Linked DNA regions of Mus musculus: region 2 is linked to region 1. A link is a loop called in an ENCODE intact Hi-C map of the cell type or tissue named here. Cell type or tissue: left cerebral cortex. All regions are shown on one strand.

Region 1 (8,000 bases):
TTTGTGACATGTGAACTTTACTGGAGAAAAATAGTCACTAGAGTGTTTAAAATTTAAATAGGACCAATAAGGAAAGGGTGGGCGAATGAGTGAGTGAGTGAGTGAGTGAGTGAGTGAGTGAGTGAGTGAGTGAATGAAAACTTAAAAAAAAAAAAACCCTAACAGATGGAGATGTTTTCAGTCCATAGAGATTAAGGGCTCGCTGTTGTAGAGTAGGTGGGAAACAGAGCGAAGAACTTGAGACATCCCAAATGTGAGATTTAGAATTCAGGCAACTTTGAACTGTGTTTGGAAACTATTCCAGGAAAAGCCTGCTGCAAGACTCAGTTTAGGTGTCTGTGACTAAACGCTGAGGCATCTGAACAATTTTCTCGGAGAGGAATCCGGTGGTCTCCTGGTAACACGGGGCAAGTCTCAGATCTGAAGTCAAGGGGTGCCCTTAAAATCCCAGATGATACCTTTTTGTCAAAAGCCACATGCGCAGGAACAAACTCTGCAAGTGGGGCTTGCTTGAGTGGCCCGTAAGTTAAGATGGGTGCCTTATTGGCCAGTTCATCCAGCTCGGCCTGAGACAGCTGGTTGTAGTGGAGCCGGTCTCCACCTATCCCCATGGTGGGACGTCGGACAACTGCATAGCCGTTCCTGTAGTTGAGTGTCTGGCTTCGGTGGAATGCTGTTTTCTGAAGAAAAGGTGTATACCGTTAATGACCTCAGATAAGTCTTTAAGGAAAACAACTAACTTCCTAAACTACCATACCTTAAACTTCTGCTTTAAGAGTACATTTAAAAAATTATGTGGATGTGTGTGTGAGTGCAGATGCCCTCAGATCTCCTGGATGGTCAGGTGGCCATGAGCCACCCATTATGGGTGCTGGGAATTGAACTTGAGTTCTCTGCAAGAGCAGATCTTGCTTTTAAATGCTGAGCCACCTCTGCAGCTCCAAATGTTGGCTTCTTAGCATCACAAAACGTACATCAACATGTTTTGCTGCATGAAAAAGCTTTGTTTTTTAAACTGAAGCACTTGGGTCAGGAGCAAGGAGGGAAGTAGAAACCATCTAAGGTTAAAATAGAACAGCCCTGCTCTGTGATGTCCGATTCGCCTCTACCATACCACTTCATCTGTATTCTATTTTTATTTTTGCTAATTTTGTTTTTCTTCTCCGGAGATCATGAGTCATGACCTTTTCTGAAGTTCACCTGAAGCAACAACTCTTCTTATTATATTGACACTGATACATTCATATAAGCCTTTGAAAAGCAGCTTGCCGGCATATATGTGAACTCCCAGCAACCCTGTCCTTACACATTGATTTTTAAAATACATTCCCAAATTATGGGAAATAATAATATGCTTGAAGCTGACAAAGATATGTGCCATAATAGTGACAAAGATATGTGTGTGCCTATGATTCTTAAATGTTGAAAACAATCTAAACAGCACACATGAGGAAGAAAGGAAACAATGGAAATTTCACGTAGTGGATTGTTATGCCAGAATTGAAATGCTTCTAAATACCATGCAGCAGCCTGGTAAAGTATCTACATTTATTAAGAAAAAAAAAGCATCGTATAAAATTATATCAATACACTATAATTATAAGCATACAAACTGGAGTTGGTAAACATCTGAACTAAGTGTTTCTAGATTATGTTCCTTTTCTGCATGAATACGCATTTGTTTGTTATCAGAAATAGAAAAAAATAGATAAAGGAGGAAAGCAAAATTAAGGTTATAGCAATTCAGTGGGGGGTTATGTTCTTTGTGGGGTCACTCTCAAATTGTCCACATGCAATATGGTTAACATGTTATGCATACATGATTTACAAATAATCATAAACTTTATTTTTATTAAGAATAGAGAGAATAACTTGACTATCTCTCAGTTTCCTTGGAGTCTAGCCTATCCTTCCCTCCTCTCTTATGGTCTCTACTACCATAAAAGGTCTAGTGGTCTGGACTGAAGTATGTCCAAGACACTTCATCTTTCCATATAAATATTTAAAGTCTGGCACTCCTACCCACACTTGTAGAATCTCACAAATCAATTGAGCCTTTCCTCGAGGGTATCGACCAAGCACCTGAACTTCTGTTGTTGCTGGGCTTTGATGCGAGCTGCGCATTCCTGTACACACATGCACATATAATCCACACTTGCAGATACCAAATGTGTTAGCTGACGCTACACAGCATATGACAATGTCTACAAGTTTTAGATCATATAAAAATTTAAAAGTTCATTAAAACAGAAAATCTATGATGCTGGCCAGGCACCATATGCCAGACTTCTTTTAATCCAGTCCTTGAGAAATGGTGGCTAGAGATCATAGTGAGTCTGGGGATAGGCTAAGTTACACAGCAAATTTCAGGCTAGTCGGGTGAAAAGAGAGAGAAACCCTGTCTCAAACAAACAAACAAACAAACAAACAGGAATCACATTGAATGAGCTTGTAGCTTTAAAAGATGACCATCTTAATACAAGACTAGAAGAGAGTCTGAGAGTCTCACCACATTTTCAACTAAAATTGAAATCTGTGTCCCCTAGAAAACAAGTAGATGAAATAATTTGCCTTAAGAAATGGAAAGAGAAATGTAAGAGTCTGAATCATTAAACCGTATAAATACAAATGACCACTGGCTTACCTATGGTCATCGTCACCCAATCTTAATGTTGACTCTTCAGAATTACTTCTGTAACTCTGATAATTTTTTTAAATGCCGAATGCTTTTGAGAGTTAGGGTTGGGAGTGTAGCTCTGTTGTTAGAGTGTTTGTCTGACACAAAGATCTGTCTTTGGTGACCTGCCTGTAACCCCACACTTAGGAGCCCAGAGGATCAGTTCCAGATCAGCCCAGACTATATAGTGTGTGAAGTCAACTGGGACTGCTTGAGACCTGGTGTCGAAAGAAATGAACAAACAGTTAACCTATGTTAGGAGGAAACTAAGAACCCAAATTACTGTTATCACTTGGCTTTGATATGATAGGACGTGTTTGTTGTTGTTGGGGTGGTTTGTTCTGAGCATGTGTGTGTGGGGGGATATGAGTGTATATGCACATGCCTGTTTGCATGTATGTGGAAATACATATGAAAGACCAAAGTTGGCATGGGTAGGCTGCATCAGGTAAGGGTCAGTCTAGCTAAGCGTCTTGCTTGGGTATTAAGGATCTGAACTCCACTCCTCTTATGAGAGCAGCAAGTGCTTTATCCTCTGAGCCACTTCCTTTTCACGAAGCTCCTGTTCTGTCTGGTTTGGATCTGCTGTCGTTTGGAGACAGTGACTAGCTATGTAGCCCAGGCTAGACTCAAATTGGCCACCCGTATGCCTCAGCTTCCTGAAAGCTGAGATTACGAATGTGCATCGCCACCCTGGACTTTATTTAATTTAATATTTAATTTCATCTAGATGATGACTATAAACAGTTGGGGCAAAGGAGTAAAATGCAATCTGAACGGGAGCCCTGTGTGTTGGCATGTCTTTAATCCAAGCAGTCTGCAGGCCGAGGCAGGTGGTTCTCAGGTTCAAGGCCAGCCTAGGCTGCAGACAAGATAAAACAACAACCTCCCCCCCCACACACACACACAGTCTGAAAATGAATCATGTGTGTAAGTACACACACACGGGCTACAGAAAGAGAAACATTAAGTGGTTCATTCCTATGGTTGAGACGGAAGAAATACAAGGAGAGGAGGAAGAATGCTTTACAGAGAAAAACTACAAGAAAACCAGCATGTGGGGGCGGCGGGAGGTGGGGGATTCAATTCTAGGGAAGGCTGTAGCTGGAGAGAAAAGTGACCCTTAACTCAAAAGGCCAGAGACTGGGGTGGGGACCCGTCAGGAAAGGAGTACGTGGAAAAGATGCATACACATAGAGGAAAGGGGTTGAAGGGCAGTGACCCTGAGGATTCAGAAGCGGTGAGACAAATCCAGAATGAGGCTGCTGTGGAGAGACGGTAGGAGAGGATGAAGGCGCTGAGTAGGGTTACAGTGCAGCTGGGGAGAGGCCTGGAGACAGCCTGGGGTAATCGGGCCAGAAGGCAGGTAGATGGGGCAGTAAAGAAAGAACAGGGCCACGGTGAGGACCCAGGAGGGTGAGTGGACTACCAAGAGGCCAAGCAAAATCGGCAGAGGCTGGGATGCGCGAGGACGACGGAGCCTGCGGAATGAAGGAGCGCAGAGGCGAGCCAAGTGGAGAACCCTTCGGGCTGGCCCTCACCGTGGAGTCTGTAAAGGACGAGCCCGGGAGAAAGGGCAGGCCGTGCACCGGGTTGGTCCCCATCGCTGCCCTGCAGCTGCCACCTCGGTTGCCTTTTGCCGCTCGGGTTACCCTGGCAACAAACTGCACTCGCGGGCCTCTCCAGACTCCCTGGTAACGCCAAACACACTAGTCGAGAGAGGGGAGGAGCGGCGGGGAGGAGGGGAGGATGTTAGGGGGCGGGGAAAGGGAGGCGGAGGCCAGGTCTGCGCCTGCGCACAGCACTACTGACTCTAGTGGCCACAGGACGTGGCTAATGGGTGTGGCAGAGGCGGCTCCGCCCCCTTTCTTTCCCATACTTTTCCCTTTCTCCTCAGCCCCCACTTCCTGGCTCCCAGAGGATGCAACCTAGGGGTGGGCTGAAGAAAGCGGATGTTCTTAGGCCTTGGCTCGCGCAGTGAGGTCTGGGATTGGACCACGTCCCTTTAGATCAGTTGTTACAAAGAAGTTCCTTGCTCCACGTTAGTCCTCCCAAGAGCTCAGGCACCCTTTCTCTGGGGAAAGAGCTGCTGTCCTAGTCCAGACACAATGTACAGTGGTTGCTCCCCAGTGAAAGCGCTAAATACTTCAGACTCATCAAATTATGAGGCAAGGGCTGTGGATTAGATTATAATCGACTGCATTTTCGTTGCTCAGACTTGATCCGATTTGAAGCCCCAGTCTTTCCACGGCTTCCTGGTCCCCTCTTAGCTATCTGTTCCACCGTAGATTCCTATAGATTGTGTGCTGAGGTCTCAGAACTTTACTGGGTATCTGTTGACTGAAAAGCTGGAGAGTGCCTACGCCTACCTTAGTCCTTGCTTTATAGCTATAGCATCAGTGATACATAAGAACCACAGAGGAAGAGAGAACCTTCAAAGAGAGACCGAGTCATGAGAAAGAAGTAATTCAGGGGAGTGAAATATTGTCAGGGTCATGTGTACTGCAGAGTATAGCATTTTCTGGACAACTTTTTTTTTTTCCTTTAAAAAAAAAGTGACCCCATTCCTGAAAGATCATCAGGAAAAGAAAGAAACCAAGAGTCTGTCAGCATGGGGAAATAAAAGGGAAGCTAAGATGCCCAGAGATTTTTTTCCATTATGTCTCAAATTTCCTAGGAGTTTGGTCTTTATAACATGTTTTCTGACCTAGGAATTTAGAGAAACGGTAGAGTAGTAAGCCTGAGGGAGAGTATCATGGGTCATTTGCTGCCACCAGTTAAGATGGCAGCTGCATTAGTCAGGGTTCCCTAGAGGAGCAGAACTGATGGAATGAATAAACACATTGATTGATGTTGGCTGTAGGTGCCGAAGTAAATAGAGAAGCTTACCAAGATGCTAAGCCTTCATTTTCTGAAGGGGCAAGAGGGTTCATCCTTCTTGGAAAAGGCTGGCATCCCGCTAGCTCACTCCAGTGACTTTGTTCAAATATTATACAAGCTTAATTGGGGCTGGGAAGGTTCTAGCTACCAAAGTTATCTTGCCTTTGCTGCCCATGAGAGCAGACGAGCCTTTTGATCACTGCTAGCTATAATCAAAAGTAAGAACTCCAGGTTTGCTAGGAGCACCTTAAAACCAAGGTTGGTACAGCTGCAAGCTCTCACATAGGACCAAGTGCAGATTCTCTAGAGAGAGACGACATTTCCTCAGGTTTCAAACAGTCTCAAAATAATTTTTAGCTTCTACTAATTGACCCAAACATAGCGAAGACTTTGCTGAAACATTTCAATTAAATCCAGACATAAAGGTTTTACCATACCTTTCATTTAAAGCCAGACATAAATGCTTTACTGTACCTATCACTACAAACACACACACACACACACACACACACACACACACACAAACACACCACACATGGACACACCATACACACATGAACACACTGGATTTTGGTTTATTAGAGTGCCTTACAGGCTGTCATCCAGCTAGTCCAACAGCTGTCTATCAACCAAGGGTCCAAGAATTCAGTAGTTGTTCAGTACACAAGGCTGGATGTCTCAGCTGGATGTCTTCAGTATATGCCAGAGTCCCAAAGAAGTAGACTCTAATGTCAGTGAAGGAAGGGACTTGCTAGTCAGAGCAAGCAGGCAAAGAGAGAGCCAGCCTCCTCCTTCCACATCCTTTATATAGGCTGCAAGCAGAAGGTGTGGCCCAGATTAAAGGTGGATCTTCCCACCTCACGAGATCTTAAGGGTGCGTCTTCTGACTCCAAATTATTTCATTAAGAAAAATCTCTTACAAGTATATCCAGCCACTTGGGGTTTAGCGAATCCCAGATAGTGTCAGGTTGACAAGCAAGAATAGATACCATATCTGCTTTGCCTTTATGGCTGCTTATCACAGCAAATCATCCTGTGGGTTTCACTAACTGGCATGAAGCTTCAGGGGCCAGGGTGAGAATGCAGTAAGTAACAGCTAAAGATGTTACTGGAGAAGGCTATGCTTAACTCACAAAATTCTTTTCCTGTACTTCTTCCTTTCTCTCTACTATTGTTCATTCATGTCTTCCTCCTCCTCCTCCTTCTCCTTTACCTTCTTTTCTTCTTTTAAGACAGCATTTCATTATGTATTTCTTGCTGACCTCCTGAAATTCTCCACGAAGCCCAGACTTACAGAGATTTGTCTATTTAATTAAAACTTTCAATGAATTGACTAGCATCACAGCAGTTGCTGAAAATTTTAAAAAGTTCCCACCATTGCACCGTCCCCAAGCCAGTGACGAGGATGGCGACTGGGAGTAGTCATGATGAACATCTCAGCCCATCAGCTCCCCGCTCCTCAGTACCTCAAAGCTGCTGGGTATCCAGCATCAGTGATGAGTGACTCACCATGATAGGCTTGTACTCTTGCAGGCCCACGATCTCTCCATTCATATCAGTTCTCCTAAACCCCAGGGCACATAAACAGGCTTGGGAGACTATGGCTGAACAGTCTGGCTGCTCTGGGTCCACCTTCCCTGGTGCAAAGGAGGGAGCTTGTGGGACTGGAAGGGTCAGTCACACCTGAGCCCACTGCTCTGGAGGAATCAGTTTGTGTTTGAGGAGTGGCTTCTGTTCGTGTACTTTTAGAGTAAACCCTACTAGTCAAATGGTCAGCGGAGTGTCTTTTAGTTTACTTTTGTACCACAGAAGGGCATAGGTAGAGACAACTTCCTTGGTCTGTGGCCTTTAAAAATTGCTATCCATTTGGAAAGAGGACATGCCAGGTCGAGTCTCTGCCGTGATTTGAATGTGGTCTGTCCACTGTGGTGCTTATGTTGAGATGTAATTGCTATGGTGATAGTGATCATGGCGCGGAGAGAAGGTTTTGTCTTTGAGGTGACTAGGTCATGGGGCAGCTGCCTTTGTCTGGTGAGCGAGTTGTGAGTAGTTATTATAAGAAAGGGCTGTTATGAAGCAAGGTATCTTTTGCTTGCTTCTTCAACTTTTAAGGACTAGTAGTATGTAGCACATTAATACATAGTAGATGCAGACACCACATTCTTAGATTATCCCAGCCTTCAGAAACTGGAGTCACAACAGAATTCTCTGTTCTCTCTGGTGTGTGCTCGAACATTAGGATCATAGTGCTAGGATCCAGTACTTTGGAGAGTGCAGCAACTTTAAGGCTGAACTGAGCTAAACAGTGAGAGTCTGTCTCAAAAAACCAAACCAAACCAAAACCAAACAACAGCAAATAAGATGGGAAAAAAATGGTAAAAACTGGAGGAAGGGTTTGGGAGCTATGGAATGCTGTTTTGGGAGCATGACATGGCCTTGCGTT
Region 2 (8,000 bases), 150 kb before region 1:
ACCTGTGTACATATTTACATGCCAGGAAACACTCATACATGTAAATATACAAATAAATCCGAAAAAATCTATATGCTTCTGATCCAGCCACTATGGAAAGCAGTAGGAAAGCTCCTCAAAGAAATAAACATAGAATCAGCACATAACCCAGCTATACCACTCTAGAATATATACATATTCTTGAAGTGTCTGAGTCAACACACCAGAGAGACTTGCACATCCACATTTATTGTGGCATTATACACAATAATGGAATATTCGTGGAATCAACCTAGATGTCTGTTAACAGATGAATAGAGGAAGAAATGGTGTATATTCATAGTGGCGTATCAACTGGCCATGAAGAAGAACAAAATTATGCTGTTTGCAGGAAAATAGGTACAACGTGAGATTATCACATAAAGCTAAATAAGTCAGATTCACAAAGACAAATGTTAGCTAGGTATGGCAGTGCTTGCCTTTAATCCCGGCATTCTGGACGCTGAGATAGGACTAGTCTGGGCTACAAAGCAAGTCTGAGGCTAGCCTAAGTTATATGAGGAAACCTTGTCTCAGGGAAAAAAGGGAAGGAAGGAAGGAAGGAAGGAAGGAAGGAAGGAAGGAAAGAAGGAAGGAAGGAAAGATGACATGTCTCTCATGTCTATAAATACTTAAAATTGTTTATACACATGTAGTCAAGGTAACTGCTATACTTGTATGATATGAAAATGTCTTTATGGAAATTATTTTTATGTACAATGAAGATATACTGACAAAAAGAATGTAAAACCTGGGGCTAGAGATATTGCTCAGCAGGTAAGAGCATTTAACTGCAAGAGGAGGACTGGAGTTCAGTTCCCAGCATCCAGATTAGTGACTCACAACCACACATAACTGCAATGCCAGAGTTTCAAAGCTGTCCTCTGGCTAGCCTGGACACTTAGCTGTACATGCACACACACACACACACACACACACACACACACACACACACATGAATAAAAAATGTTTATATTAAAAACATTTGTTGGGTATAATGGCATATGAATATGATCCCAGCACTTGGGAAACGGAGGTAAGAGAACAAAATGTCACCCACAACTACATGCTAGGCTACCCTGGGCTACATGAGGTCTTTTCTCAAAGAACCTCAAAAGCTATTCTTAGACAGGTATGGGAGCACCTATCTATAATCCCACTGTCTTAGCTAGGGTTTTACTGATGTGAACAGAAACTATGACCATGACAACTCTTATAAAGTAAAACATTTAATTGGGGCTGGCTTACAGGCTCAGAGGTTCAGTCCATTATCATCAAGGTGGCGGCATTAGCAGCATACAAGCAGGCATGGTGCAGGCAGAACTGAGACTTCTACATCTTCATCTGAAGGCTGCTAGTGGAAGAGTGACTTCTAGGCAGCTAAGATGAGGGTCTTAAGCCCACACCCACAGTGGCACACCTACTCCAACAAGGCCACACCCACTCCAGCAAGGCCACACCTTCTAATAGTGCCACTCCATGGACCCAGCATATACAAACCATCATGCCCACTATTCACAAAGGCAAAGACTGAGTATTGCTGACTGTAAGACCATCATGGGCTATGTAGCAAGTCTAAGGCCAGTTTGGTCTCTCAATCAATCAAATCAAATCAATCAGTCAATCAATCAATCAAACAAACAAACAAACAGATAGGCATCAACCCTATTCTCAACAAACTTCAACTTTGCTTCATACATTTTTTAAAATTAAAGACAAAAGTTGGTAACTCTGGGTGAGATGGTGAGAGAAGATGCCAGGGTACAGTAGCCAAGAAGGGGGCCTGTTGGAGCTAAGGGAACACCTGTGACGTCCTCAGCGTCACAGGCACCTTAGCCCTGAAGTGGATCTAGCCTTTGGAGACACACGTCTGTCGTGCTTTGGCCTGGAGCAGAGCCAGACTAACACTCTAGGTCATCATCAGTTATTTAGTCCTCTTTTGTTCATAAAAGGAAGCCGTGAGAATCCTGGACCCCTGGAGCAAAGCGCTAGAGGGAATAAGAGTCCAGCAGGATGCAGGTAGGGAACACGAGGAACAAATGCTGCTGGTATTTACCTTGGTGGGCCAGAGTGTGGAAGGGTAGGGGTTGACAGGAACTGAAAGAACTCAGCAGACAGCCTGGCCAAGGTTGAGACACAAGGGGTGTGTGTTTCATTCCCCCACAGTGGGTGAAGGGAACCATGGAAGGCACTCTCCTTGAGTCCTGGTGCCTCAAATATTGGATATCAAGTGCTTGAATCTATTCGTAGATGCTTCAATTAAACAGAATTTTGCCACTTTCAGAGTTGCCCATTTCCCAACCCTCCTTCTCTTTTGCTGTTTTAATCACCTCAAACCATATCTCTTCGGTTTTCTTTTAGTATGCCTAACAAGGAAGTGTGAGTTTCTATTTTGCCAAACCTCCTGAAAAATCTTACTGCTTCCTGTAGAAATGGTGATGTCCCAACACGGCTCTGTGCTGTATGCTTAGACTATTGTGGGAGGAAAAAATTAAAAAAGAATATCACAAAACTCATCTAAAAATTGAAGCTAGGCATGGTCACATATGCCTGTAATCTCAGCAGTCAGAAGGCTGAAGCAGGAGGATTGCAAGTCTGGGGCCAGCCTGGGCTAAATAATGAGATGCTGTTTTAGAAAAAAAATTATAGCCACGCCTTGAAACCCAGGTAACTCACTCTCAAAGCCTGTTTCCTAGGCTACGAGGGATGTATTCTTTATCCTTCTGCCTAGGGGAAAAGTCCCTAGACCATGGGCAGAGAGTGCCACATGCACATGCACAAAGTTACACACACACACACACACACACACACACACACACACACACACACACACACACCAGCCAAGAAGCAACACCCCCTCCACAGCCAGCTGAGCAGCGTCATCTGTAAGCTCTCCTAGAAAAAAAAGTTATCAAGTACTTACTGTATACAAAATCATAAAATCTGATAAAAGAGGAGTTTGTTTACCCAAAGGCACGGTGCCCAGGCACTTCCAAAGATTGATGATGTCTTATTTCTAGGAAGTCCCACGCAGTGGGAAACTGAGTCATGAACTTCTCATTTCCATGACTGTCATTACCTTGTCCAGGCTTCCTCTCCCATCTATAAAACGCACAAAACCGTGGAGCATTGACTTGGGTCATCTACTCATCGATCTGTAAACGTGCATCAAGATGTCAGATAACTACTTGTGCAAATTGGTTATGCTCCCAGACAAAGAAACCAAAATAAATCAGGCCTCTGGCCAGCAAGCAGTCAGCGTGACCCAAAGGCAGAGACTGCGTGCCCCTCACTGGCCTTCTCTACCGCCCTTTAGTGCCAAACAGACTTAGTACCCTTTGCCAGCATCCTCTTAGCACCAGGTGCCTATGTCTACAGTCCTAACCCTTAGGTTTTATAAACTCCATCTGGGTCAGCTAGCCCCAGGGAAAAGAAAGGGTGAACATCAACAGCACAGGATGTTTCAAGTGTACACTTTAAGAGAAATAAGAAACAGTATAGGTTAATCTGCATAAAAATTTAAAAATATGAAATAACACAAAGGGATAGTACAATTGCTTTTTTAGCCCTGCTTTAAACTATTCTCAAGCACGCCTGTCTATCAAAACTATTTTTAAGACTGTATTTTGAAGGAAAAAAAGAGTAGTGCTTATTTGATAAAATTGCCTTGGGAGGGGGACGTGGAGGCAATATCAGTGAGAGTTCTTTGGTTTTGTTGTTTTACACTTATTTATTTATTTGGGGTGTGACTGTGTGTGTGTGTCGCCAGGGTTCCCACAGAGAAATCAGAGAACAACTTTCAGGAGCCAGTTATCTCCTTCCACCATGTGGGTTAGAGGAATAAAATTTAGGTGGTCAGACTTGGCTCACAAAAATTCCTTTCCCCCGTGCAGTTATCTTACCAGCCCTCAATGAGAAAGTTCTTTGTGGGACATCCCTTCCTTGTTGCTTGAGATCATGTAAGCCATTTCCAGGAAATGCAGGTTCCAGCTTTTGGGGTTTTTCCTGACTCGTAGGTCAGAAAGCTATAAGGAAGGTGTGTGGTTTATAGGAAGAGAAGAGGTTTACGTTCCAGCGCAGTCCTCGTGAGAGTTGGAACGACCCCAGGTCCTACCCAGACCCTCTCATCACAAGGTCCCAGAGGCTTCCTGTGCAGCTAAGCGTGAAAGAAGCCAGGCGCTTGGAGCCCCTTCCTGTGCCGCTGCCCGCCCCAAGGCAGCACTGCTATGCAAGATTTGTACACAGCTTTCACACCTCCTAGCAATACAAATCCCAAGTGTGTGGGAGTAAACACCTCCTGCTCAAGTCACAGCCCTGAGTTCTGTCTGGGAAAGCTCTGAACGAATGACCTTCTAAGTCTCCTGAGGGCCGAGGGGCCTCCAAAGGGAGCCAAGGTTAAAAAAACAAAACAAAACAGAAAAACCTTTCTGCATCCATCATCAAAGTCCGTTTGAGAGTCAGAGCTGTTGTGTTTGCTGACCTTTAAGTCACAGTAAATCATTTACCTATGGAGGACAGCAGGAAGACTCGCAACCATAGCTCTTTAAAGTCAGCTGGGAAGATCCACTTAGCTCCCTCTATCCCAGGCCCTACCTTATCTTTTCCTTCTGGGCCAGATGGTGTTTTTAGCCTTTGCTCTTCCACCAGAGGGCGCCAGCAGGCACTTGGGTTGGCCACCAATTCCAATTAGGCTCAGGACCTTGAGTCTATGCCTGATGATAGAGGAAAAATAGAAACGACAGAAGCCAAAACAGTCGTGTCTGTCTGAGCTGCCAGCCACAACCATGTGTGATCATGGGAGCTTGTCAGAGTCAGAATGGCCCAGGCAATCAATGCCTGCTAAAGGGCTGTGTCCCTCAGACCTATGCTGTGATCTTAAAGCAGGCAGCCACCCAAGGCCCTAACAGGAGCAGCACTTGAGGCTCATTTGGGAAGTGCCAACCTTCTCACCTTGAGTTTTTCCTCCTGAAAAATCACCAGTCATCACAAACCTGTGTGATCAGACACTCCGTCCCTCTGAGTTTTGGCATCTACTACTTCTGTTTCTTCAGCTCCATCACAATCTCGCTGGCCCCAGCCCTAGCCTTGGCTTTGGCTACCAAGTATTCCCCTGGCATCTACCTCTCCTGGGCCTGGCTTCTTAAGGTCCTTCCATGGGAGCATATGGTCACCTGTGGGGGTCTAGTGCCTGATGCAGAAGGAGAGATGAGGGATAACGAGGACTACTTTTTGACCCTGAGGAGCTCACAAATGTCACCCAGTTTGTCCTGGCAGCTCAGCTCGACACTGTTTATAAAGTAGCCACTATCTTGATAGCCTTTTTTTTTTTTTTTTTTTTTTTTTTTTTAATTTTAGAGGCCACTGAAAATAAATGGTTGAAACCTTGGGCTCTGAGGCTGTAAAGATTTCACTCAGGTTCTGGCTGCCTCTTACTAGCAGAACGGCCCACTTTGCCTTCTATATTGTTTTAAGGTGTGTATGTGTGTATGCATATGTGTATATATGTATGTATGTGTCTATGTGTGTGTGCATGTGTGTGTTCATACATGTATATGTGTGTATGTGTGTGTATGTATTTGTGGGTAAGTGTGCATATGGGTATGCAAGTGTGTGCATGTGTGTGTGTTTTCAGGATGTGCATATGTGGACACCCATACCACAGCATGTGTGTGGAGATCAGAAGACAACTTTACGGAATAGATTTCCTCCTTTCACCTTTACTTGGGCTCCAGGGATTGAATAGATATTGCTGGCCCTGCCTTCTGATTAGGTCTTGGTATTCACCTCCCTAAAATGGGCATAACAGAGTGTGTAGAGATAGCTCAGCAGTTAAGAGTGTTCACTGTTCTTCCAGGATACCAAAGTATGTTGAGGGACGCACAGTGATCTGTAACTCCAGCTCAGGATCTAACACCCTGACAACTATATGCGTATACATACACATAGACAAACATACAAACCTCGGACTTAATCACCAGTTCTGGGAAGGAAAAAAAAATGTGTATTGTGTGTGTGTGTGTGTGTGTGTGTGTACTTAGCCAGATTTTTTTTTTCAAAAACAAACAAGCAACAAAACCTAATAATGATGAGGATAATTAGGTTTTTTTAAACTACTTCATGCACTATTATGAGGATTGAGTGAGATATTGTATGTGGACTTAGCATAGGGCCAGCCCTATTTCCTGTGGGTATCAACACGCAGCAGTAGAGTCTTCTTAATTAATGCATGACAGTGACAGCAAGCAATGAGAGACGACGCAGACAGAGGGTCTGGATTGCAGTTGTAGATGTAATGTGACATCATTGTGTATACCTCAACTTCTCCATCTATAAAATGCCCACGGCACTGACTGCCTTTTGTACCTGTGTGACTAGTATTTATCAAACGTTAACCTTGCTGCAGGCCGCCATTGGTACTAGTGCATTGTGACTATGCCCTACATCCTAGTTTCACATATTAGGAAACTAAGACACACAAGTTGAGGGCCACGCAGCCAGTCACAGAGGGAAGTGACATTTCATGCCCACACGGGGCAGTCTGGCCCAGAGCCTGCCTTCTTACTTCTGATACCATGAAGTCTCACATAAGGCAATAATTCCAACTGTGCCTGGGAGCAGGGATCACTGTGTACACACTACAGATTATGAGTTCATACCCAGCCGCTCAGTGTTTGGGTTTCAGCTGGGATCCTCAAGCAAACAAGGCGTGGAGTTGGACTGTTCTAGACGGCCCGGAGGCATTTGTCTCAGCACTAGTACTTCTGAGTTTTGTGGCTAAAATGTGTGATGGATTTTTTAATCCCTGGTACCATTCGGGGTGATCTCGTTTGGAAACAGAACCTTTGCAAATGTAATGGAGTTAAAAATGGAGTCACTGGAGTGAGATACCATTGGTGTCCTTCTTAAAAGGAAAAAAAATTGGATATTCAGTCATGTTCTGAGTGAAGTTTCTGTGGAGACCCAGGCAGAGCCATGCTCTAGAGGTACAGGGTGCAAAGCCAGCAAGCATCTAAAGCTACAGAAACTACGATCCAGTCATAGAAAAGATGTTTCTCAGCACCCCCTCCCCCTCCGAGCCAGCAGAGTCTTGCAGACACATCTTGACCTTAGACTAGTAGTCCCCACAACTACCTGTGACATACACCTTTAAAGCCACCCAACTGGGCATGGCAGCCTAGGGCAGCAGGCATTTAGCTTATATGTGTTATACTGTGGTGTACGCACGTGTTCATGTGTGTATATGCACATGTACATGAGGGTACACTATTTTGTTCTAACTATTGGAGTCAGGGCCACTCAAATTCAGTGTCACTTACAAATTAGGCTAGAGTGGATGACCAATGAGCTTTAGGAATCAAGTAATCGCTGTGCCTCACCAATTGCAGACTACATTCTAGGTTGGCACACAGGCATTCACTTTTCCTGTAAATGCCAGCCAGTTTCACAAGACTCTATTCTGGTTGTCACCGGCCTGCCTGCCTGTCTTCCCTATTTCCTGCCTTCCTTCCTTCATGTGAACAGTTGCAGAATGACCCAGATAATCAATATTCAGAATGCCTATATCAACGTAAGCAGTGACCAGACAGAGAATGAGGACATCCACCGCACCCTCTGAACCCGCCAGCCCCTTCCAAGCACTGGCCAGCAAAGGAGCTTCTCTCCTGACCTCTAATGTCTCAGATTGGGTTTATCTGGTTTTGAGTTGGCATAAATGGGATTGTCCAGTACTCGTGTGTGTCTGGATTTTTGGCTTCAAGTTATGCTTGCAAGCGTTGCCTGTGTTTTGCATAGCAAGCCACTTATTTTCAGTGTAGTAGAGCATTCTACACTTCCAGACTGTGGAACACAATTACATGCATGGGAAGAATGAGAGAGGGGAGGGAGAGAGAGAGAGAGAAAGAGAGGGAGAGAGACAGACAGACAGACAGACAGAAACTAAGTTACTAACACAGAGAGAGAATTCTTTCAATTTTAGATAGAAT

What was found. Peaks named below come from ENCODE experiments on the same cell type or tissue, not always from the same donor. Only the 100,000 strongest peaks of a DNase experiment are listed, where the experiment ranks them.
Region 2: it touches region 1 in a loop (2.6-fold over the local background); 5 of 42 quality-filtered maps call a loop at or near these places.

Annotation. Positions count from the first base shown.
Region 1 is chr1:20,948,015-20,956,014 of GRCm38, reverse strand. Efhc1 (EF-hand domain (C-terminal) containing 1) reads right to left here and starts at 4,389. Exons shown (of 11, transcript NM_027974.1): 1 at 4,219-4,389; 2 at 459-680. The coding sequence starts at 4,281. All of the region lies in intron 1 of Gm51618 (a long non-coding RNA gene), which reads left to right. In left cerebral cortex, a CTCF peak has its summit at 4,514; a DNase peak (open chromatin) is centred at 4,460; H3K4me3 peaks cover 1,176 bases; H3K27ac peaks cover 1,021 bases.
Region 2 is chr1:21,098,084-21,106,083 of GRCm38, reverse strand. No RefSeq gene overlaps it. Among named protein-coding and RNA genes, the nearest start is that of Tram2, 23 kb to the right of the region's middle. In left cerebral cortex, a CTCF peak has its summit at 4,653 (motif pointing right); DNase peaks (open chromatin) are centred at 4,236 and 4,677.